Regions from separate parts of the Homo sapiens genome. Here region 2 is linked to region 1. A link is a loop called in an ENCODE intact Hi-C map of the cell type or tissue named here. Cell type or tissue: gastrocnemius medialis. All regions are shown on one strand. Each heading gives the region's core, and the rest is flanking DNA. Links, peaks and the distances in the headings are about the cores only. Region 1 has its middle 88 kb from the start of TFCP2L1. Region 2 overlaps CLASP1 (cytoplasmic linker associated protein 1).

The links. Peaks named below come from ENCODE experiments on the same cell type or tissue, not always from the same donor. Only the 100,000 strongest peaks of a DNase experiment are listed, where the experiment ranks them.
Region 2: a loop joins it to region 1, with 3 times the contacts of the local background. A loop is called at or near these places in 3 of 110 quality-filtered maps.

Annotation. Positions count from the first base shown.
Region 1 is chr2:121,189,635-121,205,252 of GRCh38, reverse strand. No RefSeq gene overlaps it. Among named protein-coding and RNA genes, the nearest start is that of TFCP2L1, 88 kb to the left of the region's middle. RefSeq lists enhancers at 4,531-5,030, 5,031-5,532, 7,378-8,276. In gastrocnemius medialis, for the core only: no CTCF peak of the experiment used is centred there; DNase peaks (open chromatin) are centred at 7,772, 8,256 and 8,942; H3K27ac peaks cover 5,299 bases.
Region 2 is chr2:121,331,490-121,347,107 of GRCh38, reverse strand. CLASP1 (cytoplasmic linker associated protein 1) reads left to right here. Exons shown (of 41, transcript NM_001395891.1): 40 at 1-70; 41 at 6,161-9,332. The coding sequence ends at 6,247. Among named protein-coding and RNA genes, the nearest start is that of TFCP2L1, 54 kb to the right of the region's middle. RefSeq lists enhancers at 9,922-10,507, 11,836-12,769 and a silencer at 12,631-12,820. In gastrocnemius medialis, for the core only: no CTCF peak of the experiment used is centred there; DNase peaks (open chromatin) are centred at 541, 1,017, 1,765 and 3,737; H3K27ac peaks cover 2,649 bases.

The sequences.
Region 1 (15,618 bases), core at 3,359-11,358:
CACACTCTCGGCTCACTGCAACCTCTGCCTCCTGGGTTCAAGCAATTCTCTTGCCTCAGCCTCCTAAGTAGCCGGGACTATAGGCGCGCGCCACCATGCCCGGCTAATTTTTGTATTTTTAGTAGAGACAGGGTTTCACCATGTTGGCCAGGCTGGTCTCGTACTCTTGACCTTGTGATCTCCCCACCTCGGCCTCCCAAAGTGCTGGGATTATAGGCATGAGCCACCGTGCCCAGCCTTTTTTTTAAAAAAAAAAAAATTTTGAAGATAGAGTCTCACTCTGTCACTCAGGCTGCGGTGCTGTGGCACGACTTGGCTCACTGCAACCTTTACCTCCTGGGTTCAAGTGATTCTTCTGCCTCAGCTGCCCAAGCAGCTGGGACTGTAGGCATGTGCCACCATGCCTAGCACATTTTTGTATTTTTTGTAGAGATGGAGTTTCACCATTGTTGCCCAGGCTGCTCTTGAACTCCTGGACTCAAGTAATCTGCCCACCTCAGCCTTCCAAAGTGCTGAGATTATAGGTGTGAGCCACTGCGTCTGGCCCTTACCCATAGTTCTGTGTAACTTGGCCATAAAATGCGGGTTCCCACCATTCCATCCTCAAGTTCAATAATTTGCTATTATGGTTCACAGAACTCAGAGAAGCTTAGATTTACTAGTTTATCCTCTGATAAAGAGTATGATAATGGACACAGATCACAGCCAGATTTTTAAAAGTACATAGAGCAAGGCCCGGAATCGTCCCAAGGGCAGGAGCTTCTGTCCCCCTGGAGTTGGTGCTCACCAACCCAAAAGCTCTAACCCTCGTGCCTTAGGGATGTGTTTTTTTTGTTTGTTTTTTGTTGTTTTTCAAGATGGAGTCTCACTCTGTCGCCAGGCTGGAGTGCAATGGCGCGATCTCAGCTCGTGGCAACCTCCACCTCCCGAGTTCAAGCAATTCTCCTGCTTCAGCCTCCTGAGTAGCTGGGATTACAGGCATGCGCCACCACACTGGGCTAATTTTTGTATTTTTAGTAGAGATGGGGTTTCACCATGTTGGCCAGGCTGGTCTTGAACTCCTGACCACAGGTGATGCACCCGCTTCGGCCTCCCAAAGTGCTGGGATTACGGGTGTGAGCCACTGTGCCGGGCCCTCAGGGATGTTTATGGAGGCTTCATTGTGTAGGTGTGGTTGATTATTAACTCAATCTCAAGTTCCTCTTTCCTCCCTGGAGGATGGCCCTAGGGCTGAAAACGCCAAGCTTCTAATCAGGGCTTGGTCTTTCTGGTGACCAGCCCTGTCCAGAAGTCCCCCAAGAGTCACCTCGTTGGAACAAAAGATGCTCCCATCACCCAGGAAATTCTAAGGGCTTTAGGAGCTCTGTGTCAGGGAACACTGGGAGATCCTGGAGAGCAGCTGATGACCAACATTCCTCAAGGGTAGGAGGTTCAGGAACTTGCTCAGTGCCCTGCAGTGAGGACGTGCCAGGGCTGGGACTGGAGGCAGCCAGTGGGCTCCAGAAAAGCCTCACCAACACTCTGGATGTAAACATCAGTGAAGAAGTTCCAGTAACCAGCGCATGATAGCCCCACACAATATGGATGTGTATCTGACAGGAGAGCGATGGAAAGGAACCAGAGAGAACGCAAAATGTGATGGAACAGCCTCTGCAGCTGCTAAGGACGCCGAGGTGGTAGTCATATGGAAAGGCAAGCACGCGATTAGCATGAATGTCAGCGGAGTGGTTAGCTCTGGGGAAGGGAAGGCCAGCCAGGTTCTGGAAGACCAAAATGTGTTATTTCTGGAGCTGGGTGGTGACTTCTTGGGGCTTTGCTTTGTGATAAGTCATTGAGCTGTGTGCTTGTTTTGTGCCCTTTTCCATATGTGTATTACATTTCAAAATAGGACAGGCTTAAAAAAAGAGGCAGAAACGCTCAGGAAATGAAGTGTGTCACCCTTCAGAGGAAGGACCTGCCCTTGGAGTGCCACCAGCTGGAGCGGGCAGCGCCTTTGGATCCAGGGCACCTTCTGCCTTCTCTCTTTACCCACCGGCCTGTCTTCCAGGTTCACCAACAAACTGGTGTTGGTGACACTTAATTGTGAGTCCCTGTTCCTAGTGCCGGCACGAGCAGGTGATGCAGCATCCTCCCCTGGGAGCCCAACTCCACTGCAGAGCCAGGCAGTCACGCCAGGCAGGGGCCAGAATGGCCTCCCCATTGTCCTTCCCCATCAAAGCCACTCTGGCTGAGAGCTCAGAAAAATGAGGAGGCCTCACAATAGGTGGGAACAGAAGTGGACCTTTGCCTTTCTGGCCTCCTGCCACCTGATGCCCAGCCCTATGAGCCAGCCTTAGGAGGCAGCACTCAGCTGCCCAGCCATGAGGCCTTTCAGCTCACACCTGGGCCAGCTGGTGCAAGGAGGGACTCTGGTGGATCTCCCCTCAACCACTTCCCTGGGCCTCACTTCTGAGTCCATTGAGTAAGGATAATTATTCCTGCCTCCCCAGGATGGTTGCCTGGTTTCAGTGCACTGACTCATAAACAGCGCAAGGCACCGCACTGGCATGGGAAGGCTCGATCACATGGCTCTCCTGCTTGGGACTGCCTTCCCTCCTTGATCCCTCCCAGATGCATCCAATGCCACCTTGACTGTGCTGCCTTCTGGCTTTCATTCTTCAGTTCTCTCGTTCCTGCCTCAGGGTACCCTGCTGACCTCCTCCGAGCCCAAGTGGGGTAATGAACCCTTCCCTGGCCCTCATGGCCCTCATGGCCCCCAGCTTGCCCCAGCAGTGGTGCTTGACACTCCCCTGGGACTGCAAGCGTGCACCACCACACCCGGCTAATTTTTTTTTTTTTTTTTGTATTTTTAGTAGAGACGGGGTTTCACCATGTTGGCTAGGCTGGTCACAAACTCCTGACCTCAGGTGATCCACCTGCCCCAGCCTCCCAAAGTGCTGGGATTACAGACGTGAGCCACTGCGCCTGGCCTGCTAGGTGCTTTATATCCATTCTCCCAGAAAACCCTCATGATGGCTTTGCAAGGTGGGTGTTATTACACTCATTTTCAGATGAGGAAGCAGAGGAGAAGGAAGGTAAGTTATCAGGGGTGCGCCCAGCATGGTCCCACTTCCTGCTGCTGGGCTCCCTGCAGAACGTACTCCATCCTTGACACCTACTCCTGCTCCCTTGCTTTGGGACTGGCTGCAGATCTACAGGTTGTCCAGAGACTGTGTCCATGTAGGTGCCATGTACACACCTCCCGGCTGGTCAGCTCTGTGTCAGCACTCAGGCCACCTCCCAGGAAGGGGTGCTCACCCCTCTCCAGAGATGGCACCTTCTGGTGACCATCCCTGCCCCTCTATTGCAGATGCACTTGGGAGGCCAGTTCTGTGCTTCACCTACTTCTACCTTCCTCCTTCATCTGTCCCTTTCATTCATTCTTTCCCTCTTGAAGAGAAAGTGGACTCAAAGTTCAAGCTGATCTAGCAGGGAGACTCTGGCTCTGACTCCCATAGACTGTTTTCTTTTTTCTTTTTCAGCTCCTGCTGAATGGGAGGTAGAGCCTGGGGTGAAGCCTGGAGAAGTCATCCACAGGGATCCAGGGCCCAGCAAGGGGTCCAGGGCAGGGCAAAGCCAAGACTGTTCCCAGCCAGTTCCCAGGCAGGATCAGGCAGAGACCAGCAGAGTCAGGCTCCCCTAGAAATTGCCCCAATGCAGATCTGAAGGTGGGTGACACTCTGGCCTGTAAGGACACTCATGCACAGATACCAGGCACTTCCCATGTACCAGGAGCAGTGCTTAGCCCTGGAGCCCAGGCACAAGCAAGACACCATCCTTGGCTCAAGGGACTCCTGGCTGGTGAAGATAATTATGGAAAACAACCAACCTGGGAACACAACAAATCCTCTGAAAATGAGGAATGGCTGCCATCTGTCTGGAGGCTCCCTGTGCCGGGCACCAGGCCGGGCATCTGGGGTGCGTTAGGACTCATGCTCATGAGTGACTTTGCAGTGCAGATATCTTTATGTCCATTTCTGCCAAGGAGGTGATTGAATTCTAAGGCTCACTCAAGGTCAAAAATCATGGAGGGTCAGACTTGGAACACAGGTCTGTCTGACTCACCTTCCTTCCTCCCAGCTTTGGCTCCTAATCCTTGCATGAGGAGCCTCTGAAAGCGCCTTTTGCCAACAGCCAGCAGGGTGGGAGGCCCCAAGTGCACTGAGCAGAGCATCTTGCCTGTAGCTGATCTTGGCTATGACCGCAGGGAAGAAAAGAGATCCTGTGTTTTGGGGGTGAGGTGTGTGACTGGGGGAAGACAGTCCTGGCAGGGTGGAGGTGGTAGCAGGGGCCACCACTGAGTTCCATGGCTGAGCTCATTCTTGGCCTTTAATCATAGCCACTGGGTAGCTAGAATGTCACATCGTACTGGGGGCAGAGGGCCCAGGTAACTTCCCTCCAGACCAGGGGCATGGGTGTCTTTCAAAGGAAGCAGGGAGGGCCCTCCAGCCCCGGCTCTCTGGTAGCAACTCGAGAATAGATCCTGGCCCTGTGTCCCTGCTGGAGGCTGCCATTCTGCCATCTGCTCAGCCTCTTGGGTCTGAAACAGCATCTTCTGTTGATACCGGAGCTCACGAATCAGTCGTCTTCTCACTGTGGCCAGGGCACGCTGAGCATTTCTCCAGGACATCCTTCATCGATTGGGGAAGTCTTCTGCCTGGAATGTGCTCCATCTGCCTGCCTCTCCCTCCTCCTTCAAGGCTCAGCTGAAGTCTCCCTCTGCTGAAGCGTTCTTTGACAACTCGGTCTGGCCCCCCATTTCTTCACACTTTGCACCCTGTCTTAGGCAAGTTGCAAGGTCCTTCAAAGGCAGGGAGCAGAGACGCACACAGAGCCACTGGAGCAATGAGGGCAACTGTAAGCCTGCACAGCAGGGTCCCCACGGCACTGCTAGCTCTGAGTTCAGGACTCTACAGCAACACACAGCGGCTCAGGAGCTGCAGGAGCCCACAGCCGCAATGCTCATCCTGGCCAGCCTCCCTGGAGTGCCACACCCTGCCCCACCCCAAGGCCCACCGGCCAGAGCCTTGAGGCCTCAAAGCCATCCCTTCCCTGTCGCCTGGCCCACTGGCAGCTGGAAACATGCTGAGAGGGAAGGCCAGGGCTCAGGCGGGTCAGGGTCTCTGTGTCAGATGAAGTCACGGAGGGCACGTGTGAGGCAAGAGGCTGGGGGGGATGACAGCAAGCCACAAGTGGAGCCCTCGGCTATGTGGAGCCCCGGAAGGAGTGGGAAATGGCTGGACTGCAGTGTAGGAGACACCATGGGAAGGAGGCCTGCAGCCCCAGCTTTGACCTTCTTCCTGTCCCCAGCTCCAGGTTCTCCTGGAAGGTCAGCTGCACTAGGTGGGGGCTGGGTGAATCTCCATCACTGCATTCTCCAGGCCTAGAGTGGCACCTGGCACCCAGTGCTGCCTGGGTCCATGTCTTGCTGTAGAGAACTGAGCACAGAGCTAGAGGTGTCGTATCACCCAGATCACAGATCGGAAGGAGACACTGTCCCATCCTCCAGGGCACTCACTCCTAAAGTGGCAAGCAAACAGGACATGGAGACAAGGTGTGATGGGGGCATGCAGTGGTGAGGGGATGGGGCATGTCTGGAAGGGAACCGTGTGGAGAAAACTCTCTTCAACAATCATCAACACAGAATACTTCTGTGATCAGATGTGCGGGGGTTTTCCACACACCAAGCAGCGGACTCCAGCTGGGGGTCCTCGAATTCTGACTCCCTACCTGGAGATAGTGTGAGACCCCACAAGTGGAGGGCTCAGTCCCCAAGACTGCCCCTGCCCCCCACCTCCACCAGTCACAAGTCCAGGCCTCCGGAACTTCTGACATACTGACTTCAAGTTGGGGTTCCCATGACCCCCTCTTTGGGTTTGAGTAATTTGCTGGAGCGGCTCACAAAACTCAGGGAGACACTTACGTTTACTGTTTTATTATAAAGGATATTGCAAAGGATACAGGTGAAGAGACGCATAGGGCAGGGTATGGCGGAGGGGTGTGGGGGTTCCATGCCTGCCCTGGGGCACCACCCTCCAGCGTTCTCCATGTGTTCAACTGCCTGGAAGCTCCCTGAACCCTGTCCTCTTGGGTTTTTATGGAAGCCTCATGACATCAGCATTCCTTCCCCCAGGGTAAGACTGTGGTCTTAAGACCCACAGTCAGAAAGGCAGGGGACACAGGCGTGAAGGGAGGGCAGGAGAAGGTCAAGGGCCTGCCCCTGAGGCCTTAGACACCCAACACCATAACCCAAGCCTGTAACGATGGCTGTGGGGGTTATGAGCCAGGAACTGTGGGCGAAAACCAAGATAGTTGTCACAACACCATAGGACCCCTCATCCCAGCCTCAGGGGTCTGGGGCACTTCCTGGAGATGAGGCTTGAGGTTAGTGGGGTTTTAAAATTTATTTTCCTCCCAAGTTTTTGTAACTTAATTTTAATTTTATATTTTTTAGAGACGGGGTCTCGCTCTCTCACCCGGGCTGGAGTGCGGTCACAGGTCACTGTAACCTCCAGCTCCTGGGCTCAAGGGATCTCTCCCTCCTCAGCTTTCCAAAGCGGGGGCATGCATGAGCCACCACACCCAGCTGTAAATTTTAGAAATAATTTCAAACTTACAGAAAAGTTACCAAAATAGTACAAATTATTTCTGATACAATTCGAACTCCTTAAAATGTTCATGTTTTACCACAGTTGCTTTTTCTCCCCATCTCTCTCTCATTCTCTCTCTTTTTTTTTTTATTCAGAGTCTCACTCTGTCGCCCAGGCTGGAGTGCAGTGGCGCTATCTCGGCTCACTGCAAGCTCCGCCTGCCAGGTTCACGCCATTCTCCTGCCTCAGCCTCCCGAGTAGCTGGGACTATAGGCGTCCGCCACCACGCCCGGCTAATTTTTTGTATTTTTAGTAGAGACGGGGTTTCTCTGTGTTCCAGGATGGTCTCGATCTCCTGACCTTGTGATCCGCCCACCTTGGCCTCCCAAAGTGCTGGGATTACAGGCGTGAGCCACCGTACCCGGCCCTCTCTCTCATTCTCTTAATACATTTTTTTCTAAAATATTTCAGAGTAAGTTGCAGACAGGAAGCCCTTTTACCTCTGAATATTTCAGTGAGTGTTTCCTAAAAATGTGGACACCCTTTAACATAACCGCAGTACCATAATTCATGTTAGGAAATTGCAATAACACTATTAGCTAATTTGGATTTTATTTTGAGGAACTCCTCTGGTCAACACTGGTGAGGTGTGGCGTGGGCAGGCCGGGGGTGTGGGGTGGCCAGTGAGTATGCAGGGTTGGTCAGCACTTCCGTGCTGGTACCCGAGAGGGGTAGGGGACACGAGATTGCAGAGTAAGCTCATCTCAAAGGCCTGGGACTTAGTTGAGGGTTGAACTTGACCCCAAAGCACTGGGGAGCCGGCAGATTGGCAGGCTGGCCAGAACAGGCTGGTCCCTCTTGTGTCCTTCCTGATGCCCTGGCCTGGCACCCGTGATTCCAGTCGGCCAAGGGCCCTCAGTCCATGGGAGAAGAATCGAGTTGCCCTGTTCAGTGAGAAGTTCAGGAAGAACAGAATGTACTTACTGTGCCCAGGGAACAGGGAGTGGAAGGGCAGGGAAGGAATTAAAAGAAAAGTAACCGAGTGTGAGTGTCTGGCAGGAGCCTGGCCTGTTTTGTAACCACGAAGTGTCCCAGTGAGTCACCACTCTTCTCCAAGGCCTGCTCCTTCCGTGTCACCCCCGAGCTGGTCTCTTGTTCCAGCACTGTTCTCCTCTCAGCTTGGTGTTCCCGGGGCACGTGGACTCGGAGTTATTCACAGCTCGGTTTGAATTCAGCCGTGGCTGGCTTGTGAGCTCAGGCAAGATGCGGTCCTCTCTGAGCCTCCTGTCTTTTTTTTTTTTTTTTAGGTGACCGAATCTCACCCTGTCGCCCAGGCTGGAGTGCAGTGGCACGAGCTTGGCTCACTGCAACCTCCGCCTCCAGGGTTCAAGCGACTCTCCTGCTGCAGCCTCCCGAGTAGCTGGGATCACAGGTGCCTGACACCACGCCCAGCTAATTTTTGTATTTTTAGTAGAGACGGGGTTTCACCATGTTGGCCAGGGTGAAACTCCTGACCTCAGGTGATTCGCCTGCCTCGGCCTCCCAAAGTGCTGGGATTATAGGCATGAGCCACTGTGTCTGGCTGCCTCCTGTCTTGTAGATTGTGGCAGGAGCTCCAGGTGGGATGGGAGGTGTTTTGCCCAAAGCGGGCCCAACGCAAGCCTGGTTCCATCACTCACTGGCCCCTAAGTCTCTTTGTGGGTAAGGCCCATGGCTCCCGGGCACTATTTCCCCCAGCTGCGAGGAGGCCCGTGCTTACCAGTGAGTGCCTTGAGAGCAGGCCTGGGCCCGATTCACCTCAATGCTCCTGCCCAGGCCAACGGCACACAGGTGTGTTCAGTTGATGTTTGCCGAGGCTATGAGGAAGATAAGCCCCAAAGTCGGCACCTAGCGTGCAGCAGAGCCTTGGGAAGCGTTGTAGTCTTACGTGAGGTCTTTAAGCCCTCCAGAGTTATGCCCCAGAGCCCAGCGTGCCGCAGGTGATGGGTGTTCCCCTCCTGAGTGTACACCAGTTGGGAAGGAGACCCCTGCACGTGGAATTACTGGGGCTAAGGAGGTGAGAGGCGGGAGCTGCAGCTGGGGCTGCAGGAGGTCGTAGCTAGGACTGCCGGGCTACACTGGGTGTGGGGGTCTGAGCAATGCGTAAGGCAGGAGGGAATGTGGGTGTGTGGGCAGGGGACAGGGGTCTGGCTGCAGCCCTCATCTCCTGCCAAGGCTTTTCCTCTGCCCTTGGGGTAACCCGACACCCAGCCATACACCTGAGGTGCACGTAAGGGCTGCACCTCACCTGCCTCTCTTGGCTGCTCCAATTGCATTTGGAAGGTGTTGCAAATTGCTCTGTGATGTTCTGGAGCCAAACCATGTCCCTGGCCCATAGCCCAACCCCTGGGGCTTGGCGTCAGTGGCATTGTCCCTGGAAGACAAGCTGCCTTTGAGGGTTTGAGGGTTTGGAGGGTTTGAAGGCTTTGGTTTGGCGGGCCCCGTCCACAGGGCTCTACCTGGCTGGGTCAAGCAGAATCAGGGTGGTGAGAGGACACAGCCCTGGGCCACCCAAAGGTGCCCCTGTGATGAACAATGTAGAGGTTAGGAGTGTGTGCTCTGGTGTCAGACAGCCTGGGCTCCACTTACAAGCTGTGTGACCTTGGACAACTGACTGAGCCTCTCCGTGCCTCAGTGTTCTCATCTGTAAAATGGAACTGGTAAGAGTCCATACCTCCTAACAGTGTTGTTAAGGTTAAATGAGCTTATACAAGTAAGCCACTGAGAGCATCCCTAACTTGTGTGAGCGTCATACAAATGGAAGCCGGAAGCCACTAGGATAGAAGGCAGATTCCTCTGAGGGCAGAATGAGGCCAGCCTCCCCTCTCCTGACCCTCCAGCCCTCTGTGATCTGCCCCTGCCCATCATCCTGCCTCATCTCTTAAGCACCCCTCCCTCTCCACAGCAGCTACACTGAGTCGCTGGTGCTTCTCTTGAGCCTGCTCAGGCCTCTGGTCCCAACAGGTGTCCTCCTCTGCCTGGGGCAACTTTCCCCTCTTTGTGGGGTCAACACCTACCTTTCACTTCCTTTCATGACTCAGCTCAGGTGTCACCTCCTCCAGGAAGCCTTTCACTTAATGCTGTGACATGATTAACCTCACTAAAGCCTGCAAGGTTTGAGCAAATGGAGGCTCCTCTAAGAGGCAGAGCTGCTTGCCCAGGGGTAAGCTGGAGTGGGGAGTTGGGACTAGGCTCTAAAGCTTTAGAGAAAACCAGCTTTAGGGTTGCTATTCCCCCTAGCCAGACTGCCTCTTGCTGTCGGCATTTGTGGGGGACGCTGGAACAAGCCATCCCAGTCCTGCTTCAGGACTGAGGGACTTAGTCCACAGCTGCTGGGAGGCTGCCCATCAGCCTTTCCAGGAATTGCCTTGGCCGAGGGGAGCTTCATTGCCCAGGGCCATCTTCTTCCTCAGAGGATGCCCGTGCCTGTGTGGAAGAGCCTCATGCGCAGATATAAAGGCTTGGTCTCTTGCCCCAACCTGGGACAACTCAGGGCAATGCCAGCTCCAGAGCTGCCTGTGGCATCAACTGAGGCCTCCACTGAGGCTGCTTCACAACCCAACTTCTCCCTCCACTCAATCCCACCTTCATCCCCCACCCCAACATGGAGTCCCAGAGTGCTTCCCAGTGACAGTCCCGGATGCTAATCTAAAGCAGAGTCTGCTTCCAGGGAGCCCGGCCTGCAGCAGGTTCTTGCTTGGAGGCATCTGAATCTTGCTGGAAGGGATTACAGAGATGCCCAGAGCCTGCAGGCCAGGCTTGGGTGCTGTGCAGCAGGAAACGCTATCAGGTCCCTGGGATGACATGGGTCAATGCTCCCTCACTGCTGTGGCTGCTCCTAGGGCCGGATGCCAGACCCCCGCCACACTGTCCCCAGACCAGTGGAATACCTTCACAGCACATGAAGGGTTGAACTTGACCCCAAATTCAACCTGGTTTATGGTGTGAGGGATGGGCTAACCCAGGAATGAAAGGGGAAGGATGGCTTGTGTTTGCAAAGGGAGCTTCCTTTGCAAAAAACCAGGCCACTTATGCCTTACTCCAGAGAAACAGTCTCTTAGATTAGTTAATTAAAAATTCCTGAGGGCAGCAATCACAGCCGATTCAATTCTGTCTCCAGGGTCTGGCACTGGGTTGGGAACTTCGGAACACTCAATATTTATTGAGTGTGTAAATGAATGAAAGAAAGTGGCATTAAAAAAAACCAAACAGGCCCCGGTGTGTGATGTTCCCCTTCCTGTGTCCAAGTGTTCTCATTGTTCAATTCCTACCTATGAGTGAGAACATGCAGTGTTTGGTTTTTTGTCCTTGCGATAGTTTGCTGAGAATGATGGTTTCCAGCTTCATCCATGTCCCTACAAAGGACATGAACTCATCATTTTTTATAGCTGCATGGGGCCTGTTGTGGGGTGAGGAGAGAGGGGAGGAATAGCATTAGGAGATATACCTAATGTAAATGACGAGTTAATGGGTGCAGCACACCAACATGGCACATGTATACATATGTAACAAACCTGCACGTTGTGCACATGTACCCTAGGACTTAAAGTATAATAAAAAGAAAAAAAGAAAAACAAACAGGCTGTAATCCCAGCACTTTGGGGGGCGGAGACGGGCGGATCACGAGGCCAGGAGATCAAGACCATTCTGGCTAACACGGTGAAACCCCATCTCTACTAAAAATACAACAACAAAAAATTAGCCGGGCGTGGTGGCAGGTGCCTGTAGTCCCATCTACTCGGGAGGCTGAGGCAGGAGAATGGCATGAACCTGGGAGGTGGAGCTTGCAGTGAGCTGAGATAGCACCACTGCACTCCAGCCTGGGCGACAGAGCGAGACTCCGTCTCAAAAAAAAAAAAAAAAAAAAAAGAAAGAAAAGAAAAGAAAAGAAAAAACAAACAAAAAAACAAAAAAGGAAAGAAAGTGGCATTAGGTCTGTCCCCCCAGTGGAAGGTAAGCTCATGAGGGCAGGACAACATCTGCTTCAATTACTGCCCCACCCCAGTGCCCAGCACAGGGCCAAACACATATTTGTTGGATGAATACGTGAATGAATGAATAAGTGTATTACCTGTTTTAGAGTTTTCCAAACTGTGGTCTATGGATATTCTTTGTATTTCACAGTCAGTGTCCAAATAAGTTTGGGAAATGCTGTACATGGTAGTTTCCTGTCAGAGCCACTCCACACAGGAGCATACTGAAGGCTCTGAGAAGGTCTGCAGTGAAAAAGGTTGTTACATCCTATTTTATCCAACAGTTACCAAATGTATTCCCTCTGGCCCTCCATTAACTCAGGGACACCAGTGTGCCAAGGAAAACATTTTTGGGAATTGCTGCTTTAATTTGAGAATCTGAGTTTGAGGTCATTTAATCAGGGATGTCAAAGATTTGCTTGGGATGGGGCAAGGCGGGGGGCAATTAGATTGAGCACGGAGGCAGGAGAGGCTGCCCCTTGTACCAAGGACGTCACGATGTGTGCAGGGTGTGCCCAGCAGGAGTTCTGCAGGTGTGTGAGGGCAGAGTGACCACCCATTAGGAGAGGGACTTGTGGCAGGTTTTACAAAGGCTGTTAATCACAGGGCACTACTCCTCCCCGTCTTTCCTGAGACCCAGCTCCCCATGCTGACGCTGACCTCTGCTCTCCGTGCAACTTCACGGTGTCCCTCTGACCCCTTTGAATGCCTCTCCACTCTGCCTGGTGGGCTCTGGGCTAACACGCCTGTAAACAGGGTTTTCTCCTGGTCTGCTGGGGCTGCCCAGCAGGGGCTCGTTCTGGGTATCCGGCCAGAGGGATGGCTGGCCCTGCACTGTGGGTGTCTTACAGGGGGCCTCCCCAAACTTGAAGTGGAAGAGAAAGCACTAAAGACTCAGGCTGACGTGGACCTCACAGGCTACATGGGGGCAGGCACAGGGAGCTGGTCAGGGGCAGCCTTGGCCTGGTTCAGTCTGCGCCTTGGTAGACATTGAAGAAAATACCAGCTAATCAGGGCAAGTGACATGTGGGGCAGTGACAGTTTCTGCTGTGGGGCCTTGGGTTGTGTTCACAACTCATGCTCTATTTAGGAAGGCTTGTGAAGGTGAGACTTGGGGCAGAGGGGAGTGGGGGAGAGGAAGGTCTGGCTGCCTGACTCTTGAGGAGGGGCAGAGTTTTGAGGGGTTGCAAGAAGGGAGTTTAGAGAGTAGAGCCATCCTGGAGGGCTTCCTGGAGAAGGTGGGCCTAGGTGCATGGGAAGGGTGGGTGCCCATGCATAAGCAGAGTGGAGAGCAGGGCACTGCAGGCTGAGGCGTCAAACACTGGCACTAGGACCAGAAGCACCCATTCTTTTTTTTCTTTTCTTTTCTTTTTTTTTGAGATGGAGTCTCGCTCTGTCACCCAGGTTGGAGTGCAGTGGTGCTCGGCTCACTGCAACCTCCACCTCCCGGGTTTAAGCGATTCTCCTGCCTTAGCCTCTTGAGTAGCTGGGACTCCAGGCACGTGCCCAGTTAATTTTTGTATTTTTAGTAGAGACAGGGTTTCACCATGTTGGCCAGGCTGGTCTCGATCTTCTGACATCGTGATCCACCGGTCTCGGCCTCCCAAGGTGCTGGGAATACAGGCGTGAGCCACCACGCCCGGCCCAGAAGCACCCATTCTTGAAGAGCCCTGGGATTGGCTTGGAGAGGGCAGACTGCCATATGGTCAGCACGCTCTCCCAGACCAAGCAGGGCACTTGCACGGAGAAGGGGTCTTAAGTTTCCGGGTTCCCTAACAGGAACCCGTAACAAAGACTTATTAATGCCAGAAGCAGCCCAGATTCTGACCACTTACTACGAAGTCCCTTGGAGAAGACACAGCAGCTCCCAGCCCAGCAAGGCTCTGCTGTACCCTGGGTGAAAGTTATCACTTGTCTTATCTGTGACAGACACTGCTGGTTGTTTGCCCAGCCTCCCACCCACTGCCACTTCTCCTTGCCTTTCTCTACTACAGACCTAGAACACGAAATGACTCCACTGCCCAATCTCTCTTGAGGCTAGGAGTAGACACGTGATACAATTCTGGACACCAGGAGTTAGGCAAAAGCCCCCAGGGAAGAGCAAAGTTTTGACAAGAAATTTTTTGGCCCCTTTACTTCATTTCCTGCCTGGAATGTGTCTGTGAGTCCTGGAGGGGCAGCAGCCATCTTGTTACCATGCATCAATAAGCATCACGGAACAGGCTGTCCTAGTATCTGAAGCCAAACGTCTTCCTGCTTGCTGCAACATTAGATGAAGGAATGTCTCTGCTACTGTCACTCGGAAAGGGAGGGTCACAAAGGCAAACACTGGCAGTGCCCACGCCCGCAATGCCCATGGGGAGAGACTTTCCAGCCGGTGCATGTTCAGAACGCTGAACCCATTGGCAACATGGCTCTCGGTTTATCCAGCGCTTCTTTTAATCATTTATTTATTTATTTTTATTTATTTATTTTTTTGAGACAGAGTCTTGCTCTGTCGCCCAGGCTAGAGTGCAGTGGTGCCATCTTGGCTCACTGCAAGCTCCGCCTCCTGGGTTCACTCCATTCTCCTGCCTCAGCCTCCCGAGTAGCTGGGACTACAGGTGCCTGACACCATGCCCGGCTAATTTTTCATATTTTTAGTAGAGACGGGTTTTCACTGTGTTAGCCAGGATGGTCTCGATCTCCTGACCTCGTGATCCGCCCGACTTAGCCTCCCCAAATGCTGGGATTACAGGCGTGAGCTACCGCGCCCGGCCTATTTTTAATTTTTTTAAGAGATGGTCTCACTATGTCACCCAGGCTGGAGTGCAGTGGCCATTCTATTCACAGGTGCAATCCCCCTGCTGATCAGCCTGGCAGTTTTGAGATCCAGCTCTCTTTGCTCCATGTCCATGCTCACTAAGCAACCTATACAAATGGTTATTAGTTTTCTTATTTTATTTTTTTAGGGAGAGTCTCACTCTTGTGACCCAGGCTGGAGTGTAATGGCGCCATCTCAGCTCACTGCAACCTCCACCTCCCAGGTTCAGGCGATTCTCCTGCCTCAGCCTCCCGAGTAGGTGGGATTACAGGCACCTGCCACCACACCTGGCTAATTTTTTGTATTTTTAGTAGAGACAGGATTTCACCATATTGGCCAGACTGGTCTCGAACTCCTGACCTCAAGTGAACTACCTGCCTCGGCCTCCCAAGGTGCTGGGATTACAGGCATGAGCCACTGTGCCCAGCCCTGGTTATTAGTCCCCCAAATCAGGTTCCCAAACCTGTGGGCCAATAAATGCTGAGTGAATGAGGGAGCAGCCTTGCCTCCTCAACTGGAACTGGGGTCTTGAGGGTAGGAGCTGCATGTCTGCACTCCTTGCAGCCGGAGTGCCTGGTGCAGGGCCCGGCCCATGCACAAGGCTCTCGAGGGCAGGTTGAGGGTCAATGACTGGCGGAGGCTGGGCAGTGAGGTGTAAGGGGGGCACCCAGAGAACAGAAGTGCAGTTGTTCCTCTTTGCTGTCCACAGACACCTCGACTGGCCTCAGGGCCTGGGGAACCCTCAGCCCATTTCCGGAAGCACTGAAGATGCCTGTGTCTCTGGGACACCTGAGTCTTGGGCAAAGGACCTTGGGCTGTGTGCAGGGGCCATAGGTGGGTTTTCTACAATGGAGCCACTCTTTGAATCTGCTTTGTGTTTGCCAGAACCTTCCTGTCAGACAGTTTCTGAGTTCAGTTTGGCTCCTTGCCATCCAACTGTTTCTGGAGCCCTCTCGTGGGTAAAGATTAAAGTCTGGGTTCAGATTTGATCTCAGCTAGGGTTTAGGTCCAGGTTAGGGTCAGGATCAGATCTAGCCCCCAAGATAAAGTTCAGGTTTATTTTTATTTTTATTTTTATTTATTTGTACTTTTTTGAGACAGAGTATCTCTCTATCACCCAGGCTGGAGTGCAGTGACACAGTCTCAGCTCACTTCAACCTCTGCCTCCTGGGTT
Region 2 (15,618 bases), core at 1-8,000, 150 kb before region 1:
CTTAGTGGCAATTTATTCCGTAATCGGAGAAGACCTGAAACCTCACCTTGCACAGCTCACAGGGAGCAAGGTATGTATAGTGTTACCTGGGCTGATACGCACACCTGGGCTCTGCCAGCTTGTCATAAATCCATTTGACTGCAGCTCTGGATTCCAGACAGGTTTTGTTCATTGTGTTTTAGCTGGGCCTTATTTCTCCAAGAGGATTTTTCTAAATATAAAAATGAACTATACAGTGAAATCAGTTTAAGGTAAGACTGACATTACACAACATAGTCTGCCTTAACTCCTGTTTATGAAATGCTGATTTTGAGCTGCTGGTTTATTTCCAAAAGAAAAACAACTTTAATTAGAAACCATCCGATTTTTCATGGAAACACTAAAGAAATTTACCTGCTTGCTTAGCAGTTGCTGAATCAGAGCTGAGTCCCTCATGGGCATCAGTGGTGGCAACAGCTGGCTCTCACCTTGAGCCTACAGGGCAGCCCTACGCACTTTGCATGCGTTGACTCATGTTTACGGCAACATCCCTGTGGGCATGGTCATCCCCCTTAACGTGCCCCACGGCACAGACCTGACTCCAGGAGGCAGACTTCTTACTCACACTGCTGCCTCTAATGTTCCTTTAAGGGTGTCTGGAATCAGGGGAAGAAAATGGACCAAAATGGATGTCACTGAAAATGAGAGTGGCTAGACTGCTTATTGGTTTTAATTAAAACAACAACAACAACAACAAACTCAAATGTGACATGCTAGGCTGGTGAGAGCAGATTAAAAACCCGGCCTTATGCTGTGGCAGGAGAGGCATGGTGAAGGGGTGAGGCCTTGGTTCCCAGAGAGGAGGCCAGCTGGGCCTGGGGCCTCAGGACCTGCCTGTGGAGAAAGCGCATCTCTGTGGAGTTTAAAATCCCCACCTTTTTATACAAACCACTCTATCAAACGAAGCCAGTGGAAAACATGAAACCAGAAGCGCCTGCTCTTATGAGAGGAGGAATTGGCAAGTGGGGCCCATTTCATCATTTCAGATTGAGCTGTTGCTTTGATACAGCTGGTGAGCATTAACAGCCAGAGCCTTGTTTCTCCAGAGTTCTGGGGAAGCAAAGCTCTGGCTGGGGTGTTCAGAGCAGAGTTTCTCTACCTTGGCTCTGTTGACACTCTGGGCCACCTTGTTGAGGTGGGCTGCCCTGTGTGTGGTAGGAAGTTTAAGCAGCATCTCTGACCACCACCGTCTATACCGACATGTGCCAATAGCACCCATCACTGCTGTCTCACACCTGGCCAGATGCCCTCTGGGGGGCAGAATCACCCCTGGTTGAGAACCGGTGGTCCAGAGGAGACACTGTCCTCTTTTTGTAAACAGGAATCAGCAGATAGGCTGGAAGAGGTGTATGAGGCAGGTGTGCAGTGCATGGTTTGGGGGTGACCTTATTCTGTTCTCCAGTTCCTTCTCCTTGCCCTACTGCTGCACAGGCTCCTCATCAGATCCCCTTCCTAATTATCTGAAAGATACAGAGCAAAAGTCCCCCCAGCTCTCCTACCTCCATCAGGGATTTGTAGGTGATTCCTGCTGACCAGGAGGACCTTCAATGATACAATTCACAAAGGGAATTACATTTATAAAATGGAAAATTCATCCAAAAAGAACATGAGTCACACCTTGGTTTTGTCTGGCACTTTTTACTTTTCTTGAGTAAGAGAGTTGTCCCATCAACTCATTTGAACCTTTGGATAAGGGACAGAAAATCCAGGTGTTTTCTCCTCCCCATTTGGCAATTGACCCGCTGCTGCCACTCTTGGTGAAGCTTTGGGTCCAGAACCCACATTCCTGACCGGGAGCCAGCGCCTTCCCTCCCCCAGTTACAACCTTAGTTCCTCAGGGGTTTGGAGAGACTGGCCTTCACATCTTTCTGCTTTCGTAGCCCAGTTCATCCAGCCGTTAAGTTTTTTATTGTTATTATTTTTATATGGAGCCTCGCTCTGTCACCCAGGCTGGAGTGCAGTGGCACAGACAACCTCTGTCTCCCAGGTTCAAGCTATTCTCCTGCCTCAGCCTCCCGAGTAGCTGGGATTACAGGCGTGCGCCACCACGCCTGGTTAAGTTTTTGTATTTTTAGTCAACACGGGGTTTTGCCTGGTTGGCCAGGCTGGTCTCGAACTCCTGACCTCAGGTGATCCTCCTGCCTTGGCTTCCCAAAGTGCTGGGATTGCAGGTGTGAGCCACCGTGTCTGGCCTAAATTTTTTTTCATGTAATAGCTCTGGTATGTTCATATGAACTTTGTAGACTCAGGTACACATCTCCTAATACAAACTCCCTCCCTTCCTCAACCAGATGGTAGCTGGCAGGCAGAACCTGGTGCTAAGTCTGTCTCAATTTCCTTGACTAGAAACAAAGAGAATCAAGTCATGGCTCCCTGTGTTCCAGTGTTACAGGCCTATGGGAACACGCTCTCCTTTTGCTTAAATGAAGTTAATAAATGAAGGCTGGGCACGGCTCATACCTGTAATCCCAGCACTTTGGGAGGCCGAGGCGGGCGGATCATCTGAGGTCAGGAGTTCAAGACCAGCCTCACCAACATGGTGAAACCCCATCTCTACTACAAATACAAAATTAAGTGGGTGTGGTGGCACATGTCTGTAATCCCAGCTACTCAGGAGGCCGAGGCAGGAGAATCGCTTGAACCTGGGAGGTGGAGGTTGCAGTGAGCCAAGAACGCACCACTGCACTCCAGCCTGGGTGACAGAGCGAAACTCTGTCTCAAAAAAAAAGGTTTTTTTTTAAGAAAAAAAATAAGTGATACCAGGAAGAGATATCTTCTGTACGAAGAGGTCTGATGAAGGGAAGGAACCTCTGTAGTACATTTGGAGAGATGCCATGTTGCTAGGGCAGCAACACTAGCTTTGGGGTCAGCTTGCCTTCTGGTCTCTGTTCCCCACTTACGAGTTTTATGACCTTGAACAAGCATTCTTTTCTTTTTCCCCCCCTCCAGTCTTTTTATTGTGGTATAATAAAATTTACCATTGTAACTGTTTTTTTTTGAGATAGAGTCTCACTCTGTCACCCAGGCTGAAGTGCGGTGACGTGATCTTGGCTCACTGCAACCTCCGCCTACCAGGTTCAAACGATTGTCCTGCTTCAGCCTCCTGAGTAGCTGGGATTATAGGCGCCTGCCACCACGCCCAGCTAGTTTTTGTATTTTTAGTTGAGATGGGGTTTCACCATGTTGGTCAGGCTGGTCTCGAACTCTCGACCTCAAGTGATCCACCCACCTCCCAAAATGCTGGGATTACAGGTGTGAGCCACCTCATCCGACCCATTGTAACTATTTTTAAGTGTGTGGTTCATATTGTTGTATAACCATCACTACCATCCATCTTCGAAACTTTTTTCATTTTGCAAAACTGAACCTTTGCACCCATTAAACAATAATTTCCTATTTCCTTCTTTCCCAACCCCTGGCATCCACCTTTCTACTTTCTGTCTCCATGAATTTGACTACCCCAGGTGTCTCATATAAGTGGAATTACATCGTATGTGTCCTTTGTGGCTGGCTTATTTCACTTAGCATAATGTCCTCAGGGCTTATCCATGTTGCAGCATTTGTCAGAATTTCCTTCCTTTTCAAGACTGAATGTCCATTGTGTGTAGATTGCATGGTTTGTTTATCTGCTCATCTGTTGATAGACCCTGGGTTGCTTCCACCTTCTGGCTCTTGTGAATAATGCTGCTATGAACACTGGTGCACCTGTTCAAGTCCTTAATGTTTCAGGGAACCTCCCTGCTGTTTTCCACAGAGATTGCACCATTTTACGTTCTGACCAACAGTGCACAAGGGTTCTAATTTCCCCACATCCTCACCAACACTTGTTATTTTCTGTTTTTATTTTTCACTTTTCTAATTTATTTCTCATTATTTCTAATAGCCGTCCTCTATGAGATGAGGATGGGTATCTCATTTGTTGAAAATAAATAACCTGATGGCGATTTCTTATCTGTTAAAAAGATGATCCTTTCCCTATTAAACGGTCTTGGCATGCTTGTTGAAAATTATTTGACTGGTCCAGGAGTGGGTGGCTCACGCCTGTAATTCTAGCACTTTGGCAGGGTCACTTGAGGCCAGAAGCTCCAAACCAGCCTGGGCAACAGCAAGACCATGTCTGTGCATGCATAAATTAATTAATTAATTTTTGGTCACTCAGGCTGGAGTGCGGTGGCACAATCATGACTCACTGGCACCCTTGACCTCCTGGACTCAAGCCATCCTCCCATCTCAGCCCCTCCCCAAGTAGCTGGGATTACAGGCACACATAATCCCAGCTAATTTTTAAATTTTTTGTAGAGATAGGGTCTCGCTATGTTGCCAGTCTGGTCTTGAACTGGTTTCAAACGATTCTCCCACCTCAGCCTCCTACATTGCTGAGATTATAGGCGTGACCATGCCCAGCCAATTTTCTCTATTTTTCTGTTCTCTATTTTGTTTATCTCTGCTCTAATCTTTATTGTTTTCTCCTGCTAGCTTTAGATGTAGTTCTTTTTTCTAGTTCCTTAAGATAAAAGTTTAGGTTGTTGATTAGAGAGCTTTCTTTTTTAATGTAAGCATTTATAACTCTAAATTTCCCTCTTCAGCACTGTTTTTGCTGCATCCCCAAAAATTGTCTTATCATTTTCATTTGTCTCAAGATGTTTTCTAAGGCTAGGTGCGGTGGCTCACGCTAGTAATCCCAGCACTTTGGGAGGCCGAGGCAGGAGGATTGCTTGAGCCCACGAGTTCAAGACTAGCCTGGTCAACATGGCAAAGCCCCATCATACAAAATACAAAATTAGCTGGGCATGGTGGTGTGCACCTCTGGTCCCAGCTAGTCAGGAAGCTAAGGTGGGAGGATCACCTGATCCTGGAAGGTCAAGGCTGCAGTGAGCTGAGGTTGTGCCACTGCACTCCAGCCTGGGCCTCCGAGTGAGACCCTGTCTCAAAAAAAAAAAAAATTCTTTTTTTAAATATGTCTTCTAGTTTACCTTATGATCTCTTCTTTACTCATTGGTTGTTTAAGAATATGTTAACTCAATTTTTATAAATTTATGATTTTTTTTCGTTTTCCTTCTATTATTGATTTATTTCATCCCATTATGGTTGGAGAAGATGCTTTGGTATCTTTTTAAATCTATTTAAACTTAATTTGTGATTGAACATATGGTCTATGTTCAATCATATGTTAAATCCTATGATAAACCATATGTTAAATCACAAATTAAATTTCAATAGATTTGAAACTTAATGTGTCCCTTGAGAAGAATGTGTGTTCTGTTGTTGAGTTTCATATACATCTGTTAGATCAAGTTGGTTTATCAGGTTAAGTCCTCTATTTGCTTGCTTATCATCTGTCTGGTTCTTTTATCCATTATTGAGGGTGGAGTATCGAAGTCTTATCTCCAGAAGCTTTTTTGATGTCAACTCTGTTTTGTCTGATATTAGTATAGCCAGCCTTGCTCCCTTTGATTACTGTTTCATGGAATATCTTTTTATATCCTTTCATTTTCAATCCATTTATGTCTTTGGATCTAAAGTGAATTTCTTATAGACAGCATATAATTGGATCACATGTTTATCCATTCTGCCCATTTCTGTCTTTTGATTGAAGAGTTTAATCCATTTACATTTAAAGTACTGTCAGGCGTGGTGTCACATGCCTGTAGTCCCAGCTACTCAAGAGGCTAAAGGTGTGAAGGTTAGAGGATTTGCCCTCTGACCTTGGCCCAGCCACTTCCCCCCTGTGGAGCGGGGTTCTCACCCTGCTTTTTCCCTGGCTCTGATGGAGCCTTTGGGCTGCAGTCGTGCTTGAGATGAATGGCCCTGCCCCCGTATCCCTTCCTCCATGAGCTGCTGCGGCCCACCTAGTTGTGACACCTGGTGGTGGTCTTGTAATTGCCCACGGCTTTTCCCTCTCCTCTGGACTCTGGCCTCCTCCCTCCCTCTGTGGCCCTAGCACCTGGCAGATGCATTGGATGGGCAGCAGGCACTCAGAACATGTTTTTATAATGAATTCCTCAACCAAGGGAACTAAGGGACTTGCTGTTTCCTTACTGTCACCTGGGATTCTTTTTGCTGTTTTCTACTTTCTGATTGCTTTTCTTCCTGCTAATTCAGTTTCATCTTCTCTTTTCAGATGAAGCTACTAAACTTATACATAAAGAGGGCCCAGACCACCAACAGCAACAGCAGCTCCTCCTCCGATGTCTCCACGCACAGCTAATGGCAGTACCTGTCTCTTGTGTAGACCTAGAAGCAATCGGTGGTGCCTCTCAGAGACCTTTCCCCACCCCCTTCATCGGCTGCCCAGTCAGTACAAGGAGGCCCACAAATATTTATTACAATCAGTATTTTGGTCCCTTCCAGCTTTTCTGTAGAATCTTACTGGTATTGAATGTAAAGGAAGCAAGGCCTGTATTGCAGTCTTCATACAAAACAAAAGGAATAAGAACAGAAAAGAGCCATACTGAAACATGTCTTGTACAGCCTGCTGAGATGGCGAAACCCTGTGTGTGGGGTGCAGTTTTTAAAAATCAGAGCGCTCTAGCCACTACTTGGTAGAAAGTAGCATTTTTTTTTTCAGTTAATAACATATTTGGGGGTGGGGTGGGGTGTTACTTTGTGTTCTTCCTCCTTAGCCTATTTTCTTGTGCGTATGGTCTGTGTGGGGCCCCTTTCACAGCTGACACCACGAAAGGTGATATATCTTTAAGTTGTGTTCTGAGACCTACTAAAAATGGGAATCAAGTCTTGGCAAGAACAGTCTGAAGATGGCCTTTTAACAAACGCTGGGAATTTTGCTTGTCATATCCAGACTGGAGGCCGACTGCCCTGGCTTTCAGCGTAGAATTGGGAGTGCACCCTGACAGTCTCCTTCCAGCTCTCCCTAATCGACTCCACCGACAAGGTCCCTACCCCAGAGCTTCCATGCAAAGGAATTCTTCAAGTTTAAATCTGGACACAAAAATAAGATAAATGTATGGCATCATTTAGGGATGCCTGAGATGGCAGTTCATGAAGCACAGAAGATAAAGAAGAAGTCTTTCATCTTTACTGCTGAGATCCTTGGGAACACTGTTGTCATGGGGGCTCTGCCAAGACCCTCATCTCTGGGCTACACGGTGATTCAGATTGAGCACCAACTTGTTTCCTCCCCTCAAAGTTCTGCCTAAGCCGTTCAGTTCTAACATGGTCTCAGTTAATCTGGTAAATGGCATCTTTACCATCTTAGTTCTGACTTCTCAGTTTAATGTGGGATTAAGAGCCAAGAAAAGCCTAGAGAGACTGGATATCACAATTTTTTTTAATTTTATAAACTGAAGTAGTTCCTTGAATGTCTGTTGATGAAATAGTCACTGTTTAAGGAAAAAAGTAATTATGAGGTGTAGCAGATTGCAGAAAAACAGGATTAGAAACACACTTAAAAAGAACACACATTTAGAGTCTCTCTTCCTCCTCAGCGAACCACTAGGCCCCCTTTTTAAAAACACCTTTAGAGCCTAATTACTCCAATAAAAGTAACTAGAGGTTTGGAGTCTGGTTAAATAAATTCTGAGTAAAATTCTTAAGCCAAATGGAAATTCTTAATGCAATCATGAGGACTTCTATTGTCTCTTACTGTTGTATTAGATCCTATAAATTGAACTGATTTTTCCATAAGGAAAATGCTTCTTTTGAGATTAATTCTAATAACGTATTTGCTATTGCAGTGCAGAGCCCACTGCAACTGCTAGGACTGAAAGCAGAGGCTGGGTGCCAGAGCACGTGATTCTTAACATCATTTCCACAGACCCCTCTGCCCTGACCCTCTGCATTGGATGCAGGAAGCTGGGAAAGACTGATGTTGATTTGGAAACATGGGCTGAAAATGAAGGCCCCATAGTGCATAGGAACAGTAAAGCCAGGGTGCTGACGTGTGTGTGTGTGTGTGTGTGTGTGTGTGTGTGTGTGTGGTGTTGTGTGTGTTTGTGCGTGCACCCTACACATGTGTGGTACCTCACTGCTGCTGTTTAGGGAACTTGAGGGACGCGTTTCAAGGGGTTGGGTATTACTGACGAGCTTTGGCTCAAAATATAGCAGGACCAGGTCTTTTGTTGATAAGTACTGTTTGTTTATTAATATGTCATTAATGGTATTTCTTTTTTACACTCTACAAGTGAATTAGGGAGTCTCTTGTTGACCCCTTTGTTGCAGGAATGTGCGTCGGGCTAGGTTATCCATGAGTTTCTTTATTCCTAATGCAGTTAGAAAGACCTTTCTCCTTGAGCTCTTTGACTCCCAGAAGGTACCCCAGTCCCCAGTGTACTTAGAAAGGATCTCGAACATTGCTGGACGTCCTCATAGTACTCACAAAGGGCTAGCCTTGAATGTCACTCGCCCAGTCTTCAGTCTCCTGACTTAGAGATACAATCACGTCACAGGTCTCTTGGCCTCAATCTGAAAACTGCTGCCGCCGCGCCGAGGAGACTCGCATGCCGCCACCACCTCACTGGGAGGGCGCCGAGCCCACCGTCGCCCCCTAGACCCTGACAGCTGCAGCTGCCTTGCCTTGCCGCCGCCTCCCTGCAGGGCCCCTGTTCCAATGAAAAACAGAACACAAAAGAGCAGAGCACCTAAGCCTGTCTCTGCCTCCCTGTCTACCGGACTGGCCAGGGCCCAAGACCCCCGCTGCTCCACTGCGGGGCTGGGCGGGCTGACTCCCTGCTTCCTCCAAGCTGCTGCCTCCCCTGCAGCCAGGGTCTGGGCAGGGTGCAGCCGGTCCTCGGGGCACGCAGCTTCCTTCAAGTACACTGTGTGTGCTTCCCGGACCTGCGGCGATGCCACGGGCCTGCCTTTTCTATGCGCCTCACTAGCTTACCACCCTGTGCAGGTAATGCAACTGACTTTGTCTCATCAGTCTTTTTCTTTCCCTGCCACCCTTTATTTATCAAGCGTAATGTTACACTTTAAAGGACAGCAAATAAGAACTTTGTAGAATCCCACCAGGACTTTGCTAACAATAATGTTTGGAAATAAAGAAGTGCTCTGAAAAAATATCAGCCACCAAAATAGTTATGTTGGCACTGTGTTCACACGCATGGTCCCCACACCCCCAGGTTGGGTGGGTTTTTTTGTTTTTTGGGTTTTTTTGGGGGGGGGGGCTTTTTCATGTTACATCCATATCTGTATTTATATCTTATTTGTTTCACTTTCAAGTGTATCATGGCAAATGTACAGATTTTTTTGTTAATAATGTGCTAGGATTTGCTAAAAAAGAAAAAAAAAAAACCCTTTTGAGTTTGCCCTAGAATAAATGAGACTTAATTCAATGTTCTGCTTGATGATGTCTTTACCACCACCATGCCCTGCAGACAGCTGATCCCCTCCCCCTGCGATCAGAACACAGCCATTTCGATAAAGGATTCAGGAGGAATCATACATCAGAAGAGCTCTTTCCCCTCGTGACATCAAGAGGTCAACCCATGTAATCCTAGCATTCTGGGAGGCCAAGGCGGGCGGATTACTTGAGCTCAGGAGTTTAAGACCAGCCTGGGCGACGTGGCAAAACCCCGTCTCCACTAAAAATACAAAAATTAGCTGGGTGTGGTGGTGTGTCTGTAATTCCAGCTACCCAGGAAGCTGAGGTGGGAGAATCGCTTGAGCCCAGGAGGCAGAGGCTGCAATGAGCCGAGATCATGCCACTGCACTCCAGCCTGGGTGACAGAGTGATACTCCATCTGAAAAATATATATATTAATATACATTTTTTTAAAAAGGTCAATCTGGGGAAATATCACATCTGATGGAGTCGCCTGGGAGCTGGTTGCTGTGCCGTGTGTGCGGTGACAAGGTGGGAGGTGAGACGCATGGGCTAGAATCCCACCCACGCTCCTGGAGGCCATGTGAGCAGGGGCCTCCCTCATCGGCTCCATTTCCTCAACTGATCAGTGAGAACAGTGGCTCCCCGGAAAGGTAGAAGCAGGAGAAAGCCTCAGCCTCGAATCCCGAGATGAGCTGGAGAGCCGCTGAGAGCAGCCGGGCTCCCCTGCATGCCTGCGGTTCTTCTCTGCTGGTCACTGGGGACTGGAGCAGGCTAGGCAGGGCAAGAGCAGAGCCTCTGGGAGCAAATGCACAACATCACAGGCTCCACAGCCGCTGCTTTGAAGCCCTTTTTCCCTTCAAGTCTTAAAATTGTGGCAAAATACACGTAACACGAGATTTACCATCTTAACCATTTGTAAGTGTGCTGTTCAGTGGTGGTAAATATATTCAGGTCATTGGGTAACCATCACCATCATGGTGTTCTGGAATCCCTCTCTAGGGCTCTCAACTAGTAAAACAAACCCTGTCCCCATTAAGCATAACTTCCCCATTCCTGCCTCCCGCAAGGCCCCTGGCAACCAGCATTCTACTTTCCCTCTCTCTGAATTTGACTATTCCGGGCATCTCGCATAAGTGGATCATACAGTATTTGCCTTTCTGTGACTGGCTTATTTTGCTTAATACGTCAAGGTTCATCCATGTATGTATCAGAATTTCTTTTTTAAATTTATAAACACATGTTCACCTGCATTTTTTCACATTTTTAATTTCCTTCCTAAGGCTGAATAATATTCTGTTGTATGGATAGACCACATTTTGAAGCTTTACTTTTTACTAAAAAGTTGTTTTCCATCATGTTCCATGATTCGTCCCGAGTGCCACTATCCAGTGACACTGTGCCCCTTTCTCCTGTGGCCCACCACCTTGTACCCCGCCTGAGACGCCTCAGGATGCTCTGGATCACAGATACTTGGATTAGAATCCCAGCTCCACCCCTGCCCCCCGTGGGCAGATCACTTCCTGCCTCAGTCTTTTCATTTATGAATTGGGTTAAGAACTGCCTGGCTGTGTTCAAAACTATAGAGAAAAATGAAAAAAATAACTGCCTAGCAGAGGTGCCATGAGAGTTCATGGAGATGATGTAAGTGAAGCAGCTGGCCCGAAATAAATGCTCCCGATGGTCGCCTGCCCTGCCTCCTACTGTGGACCCGGAAATGCACAAGAGGGTGATGTCACCCGCCTTCCCCCCCCCCCCGACAGGCACACCTGCATGTGCAGTCAGAGACCATTATTTATTAGCAAAAGAAAAACCCTGGGCGGTGGGACCAGGTTCAGACACAGCAGCCCTGTTCAGCTTTCTATATGTGGTTCTCCAACTCTGGTGCCATTGCCCTACCTTACCAAGGGCTGCCAGGAAGTCCTTGCCATTTTTCAGAGGGTCACAGGCCACCAGTGAAGGGTGGGGTACTGAGGCTGTTAGCATTCTTGGCTGATGAACTTCACACTTTGCAAGATTCTGGTCTGTAGCATCTTGCTGTAGGACATGTCCTGAAATACTATCGACGGACGCACTGTTGTGTTCGGTTTCCAAATGAGGAAACAGGCACAGGAGGAGCCACGGCTACATAGTGACTGATGGAGTTGTGCCAGGCCCCGCTATGCATTTGGTCCAGCAGTGCTCCCCTCCCCTCATCAGGCCTTGCACCCTTCCATCTCCCCCTGGAGTTACGAGGACTCAGAGTGCACATCAGAACCCCTCGGGGCTTGTGAAGCAGATCACTGCCTGCCTGCGTTGCTGACCAGTAGGGCTGGGGCAGCCTGAAAACCTGCGTCTCTGCAGAGTACCCGGGCAGCGCCGCCGCTACAGGGCTGGGGACCCCACTTGGGATTGTAGAGCATTTTGCTTAAAATGTGACAGGTGGTTTGACCCCAAGGCTGGGGACAATCCTGCAGGCTGTGGCTGAAAACAAGGTATGGCCTCAGGAATGTCAGGCCATCCCTGTCATTACAGGTAACTATGGTGACCACCTAACTCAGCATGGGAGGACGAGAACTTTTGAAAGTGAAATGGGATGCTGTTAGCAGAGAAGACCATGATGGCCTAAGCCGCCTGGGCCAGAGCTCCCTCCTCAGGGGACAGCTCTTCCCCCGCAGGCTCAGCCCACCTCCTCCAGTATTTATTAACTCACTTCAGTGGCTCCAGGCAGGAACGGACAAAGGTCATGTGAATGGGTATCTCATCCCAGCTATGTATTTAAAAGACATTAAAATACTTCGTGCCATGCCCTCCTCAGCTGCAGGTGCCTGGCCTCCAGGTGGACTTGCCGGGCCCTGGAGCTCCTGGAGACACAGTGTTCCTGGGTCACTTCCCGGCAGTTCCGGGATGCCCTGCCTCCCCCTGTGCCCTGCCAAGTGCCTGGGAACAGTCTGGGTGGGGTGGGCAGTATGGCCTCCTACAGCGGTGGTTCAGGCTCTGCACCACCGTGGTCTCTGCTCCCCCACCGTGAGGACTTGGAAGGCTCTGGAGGTATGTCCAGGGCCAGCACTCCGGCCATGCCTCTCCTCTGGTCTCCTGCTTTCCTGTCTGCTGTCCTGCCATTTCCCCTGGACACCTGCTCATTCTTCAGTGGGAACAAGAACTGGGACCTATGAGTGCTTACTACTGCCAAGCTGGCCGGGTGCCGTGGCTCATGCCTGTAATCCTAGCACTATGGGAGGCTGAGGCAGGAAGATCTATTGAACCTAGGAATTCAAGACCAGTGTGGGTAACAGAGGGAGACCCCCTTCTCTACAAAAAGTTTTAAAAATTAGCTGGGTGTAGTGGCAAATACCTGAAGTCCCAGCTACTCAGGAGGTGGAGGCTGCAGTGAACCTTGATTGCACCACTGCTCTCCAGCCTGAGTGACAGCCAGAGACCCTGTTTCAAAATGACAAAACAGAAACCACCTGCCAAACTCTGTTCTGATGCTTTGCTGAGCTTTCTGATTTAATCCTCACAACAGCCCCATGAGGCAGTTCCTTTGATAATTCCCGTTTTGCACATGGGAAACAGTGGCACAGAGACTCTGAGTAACTCACTTGGGGTCACAGGTCTCTCTCGTAAGAGAACCGGGATTCAAACCCAGGAAGTCTAGCTCTGGACTGAACCGGAGTCTTTTGCTTTGTAACTCTGTCCCTTCCCTGAGCCTCTGTTCCATTTTCCATCCGCCTGACTCTTGTTAGCAAGTTCAGGTGGGCCGTGGTCACAGGCAGGCCCGCCCAGCTGTTTGACACCAAGCTCGTGGTAAACATTTCCGCAGTACTCCCGGGCAACTGCTCAGTGGGCCTGGTTGGGGAAAGGCCCGCCTGGGTGCTGGAATCTGGGGCTTGAATCCAATCCTGAGTGTTTTGAAGCCTGTGACTTAATAGCCAGATGACTCCAGCTTACGAAGACCTCAGTTTCTTCCTCTGTAAAATCCTAGGAGATGGGAATTGGGGAGGCAGGGCTGGGGTGTGTGTGTGAGGGTGTGAGGATTAGCACACTGTTAAAGTCTCTGACACCCTTCCGGAAGCCTCAGCAAATGTCAGCCATCATAATTCCTGTATTATTACTATCATGGAGGTCCCCGCCCCCGTTTCTGACACATGACGCTCAACAAAGTTCTGGACAAATGAACGACCGATGTAAAGTCTCTGCCCTATCACCCCCCAGTCCACGCGAAAGATTCACACGACAACCGTGGGCTTCCAGGCGGCTTTCCCACCTGGGAGGATGATGGGGCTGGGGACAGGACGGGGCCAGCATCCCCTCCCGTTCACCCCTCACCCCCAACGTCTGCCAGGAGCCTCCTCCACGCTGTCCCTGGGCTCCTCAAACCTAGTGCTGCCAGGCCTGGCTTCCCTGCCCGTCTCCCACTGCTCGCTGCTCTCTAGTCTGTGGACACTGATGCCAGGCTCTCCCCACCCTCCACTCCCCCTTCAGCCCACCCGCAACCAGCAGCCCCCCGCAGCCCCCTGCAAACAGCATCCCATGGAGAAGATGCCGCTGGGACCCTCTCCTACCCAGCCCTTCGCTCCCAACTCCCTGCATACTCCACCCCTTCTATCCTCTTCCCCAAAGCTGCATGGCTGCTGGGTTTTTCTTTTGTATTTGTATTTTTTGTTTTTTATTTATTATTTATTTATTTATTTTTGAGACGGAGTCTTGCTCTGTCGCCCAGGCTGGAGTGCAGTGGCGCGATCTTGGCTCACTGCAACCTCCTCCTCCCAGGTTCAAGCCATTTTCCTGCCTCAGCCTCCCAAGTAGCTGGGAGTACAGGCACCTGCCACCATGCCCGGCTAATTTTTTGTGTTTTTAGTAGAGGTGGGGTTTCACCGTATTAGCCAGGATGGTCTCAATCTCCTGACCTCGTGATCTGCCTGCCCCAGCCTCCCAAGGTGCTGGGATCACAGGCGTGAGCCACCGCGCCCAGCCTCCGTTTTTTTATTTTTTAGAGACAGGGTCTCACTCTGTTGTCCAGGCTGGAGTGCAGTGGCGCCATCGCGGCTCACTGAAACCTCAGCCTCCTGGATTCGAGCATTCCTCCTGCCTCAGTCTCTTGAACTCCTGGCCTCAAGCGATGCTCCTGCCTCTGCCTCCCAGAGTGCTGGGATTACAGGCCCATGCTGTTAAAAAAAAAATGTTCCTCTGATGTATCATTATTTCATGTCAAACCTTGCAATGCCTACCTCCTACCCGTCACTGCCATACACACTCTCTGGGATAAAATTCCAAAATCTCGAACATGGCCTACAGGGCTCGCCACCTGGCCCCTGCCTTCTCCACCACCCCATCTTGTGCCGCTGTGCCCCAGGCACTGCCTCCTGGCCTCGGGGCCTTTGCATTGCTGTTGGCTGTGCCTGGCCCCCTGTCTACACACACACCTGCACACATGCACGCATGCACTCACCTGCTCAAGCACTCCTCTGGCTAACTTCACAGATCCTTCAGGTCCCAGCTTAAGTGCCAGGCCCCCTTCCTTTTTTGGAGAATATTCTAAATTAGACCTTTTGTTTTTCCTCCCTAAACTTGTTACGCATTTTGTATCTATTTGTGCAATTATTTGTCATCTTAGTCATCTCTGTGGCTAAGAACTGGGCCTGTGTCCTTTACCTCTGTATTCCTAACACTTAGCCTGGCCCATGGTTGGTGCGGGATGGATGGATGGACAGATGGATGGATGGATGGATGAATGAATGAATGACTAGTTTGTGGTTCCCCAACTAGGATGTGGTCTCAAGGGCATGACTTGAGGCTTACAGTGTTTTCTACTTAGCTGGGAGCCCTGCCATGGTACCTGAGAACACAGTGGCTGCTACTGAACTGCCTGGGTTCAAATCCTAACTCTTGTGTGGCCATGGCAAGTTACTTCACTCTTCGTGCCTCAGTTTCTTCTTCTGCATGGAAAAAGTGCCAATGGCAGCAGTATCTACCTCATGGGATATTTGTAAATCACTGAAATAAAAGAGCACACGGCCAGGCATGGTGGCTGACACTTGTAATCCCAGCACTTCTGGAGGCCGAGGTGGGCAGATCATTTGAGGCCAGGAGTTCGAGAACAGCCTGGCCAACATGGTGAAACCCCATCTCTACTAAAAATAAAAAAGATTAGCCGGGCGTGGTGGCACACGCCTGTAATCCCAGCTACTCAGGAGGCTGAGGCACAAGAATCGCTGTAACCCGAGGGGTGGAGATTGCTGTGAGCCGAGATTGCACCATTGCATTCCAGCCTGGGTGACAGAGCAAGATTCCATCTCAAAAAAAAAAAAAAAGAG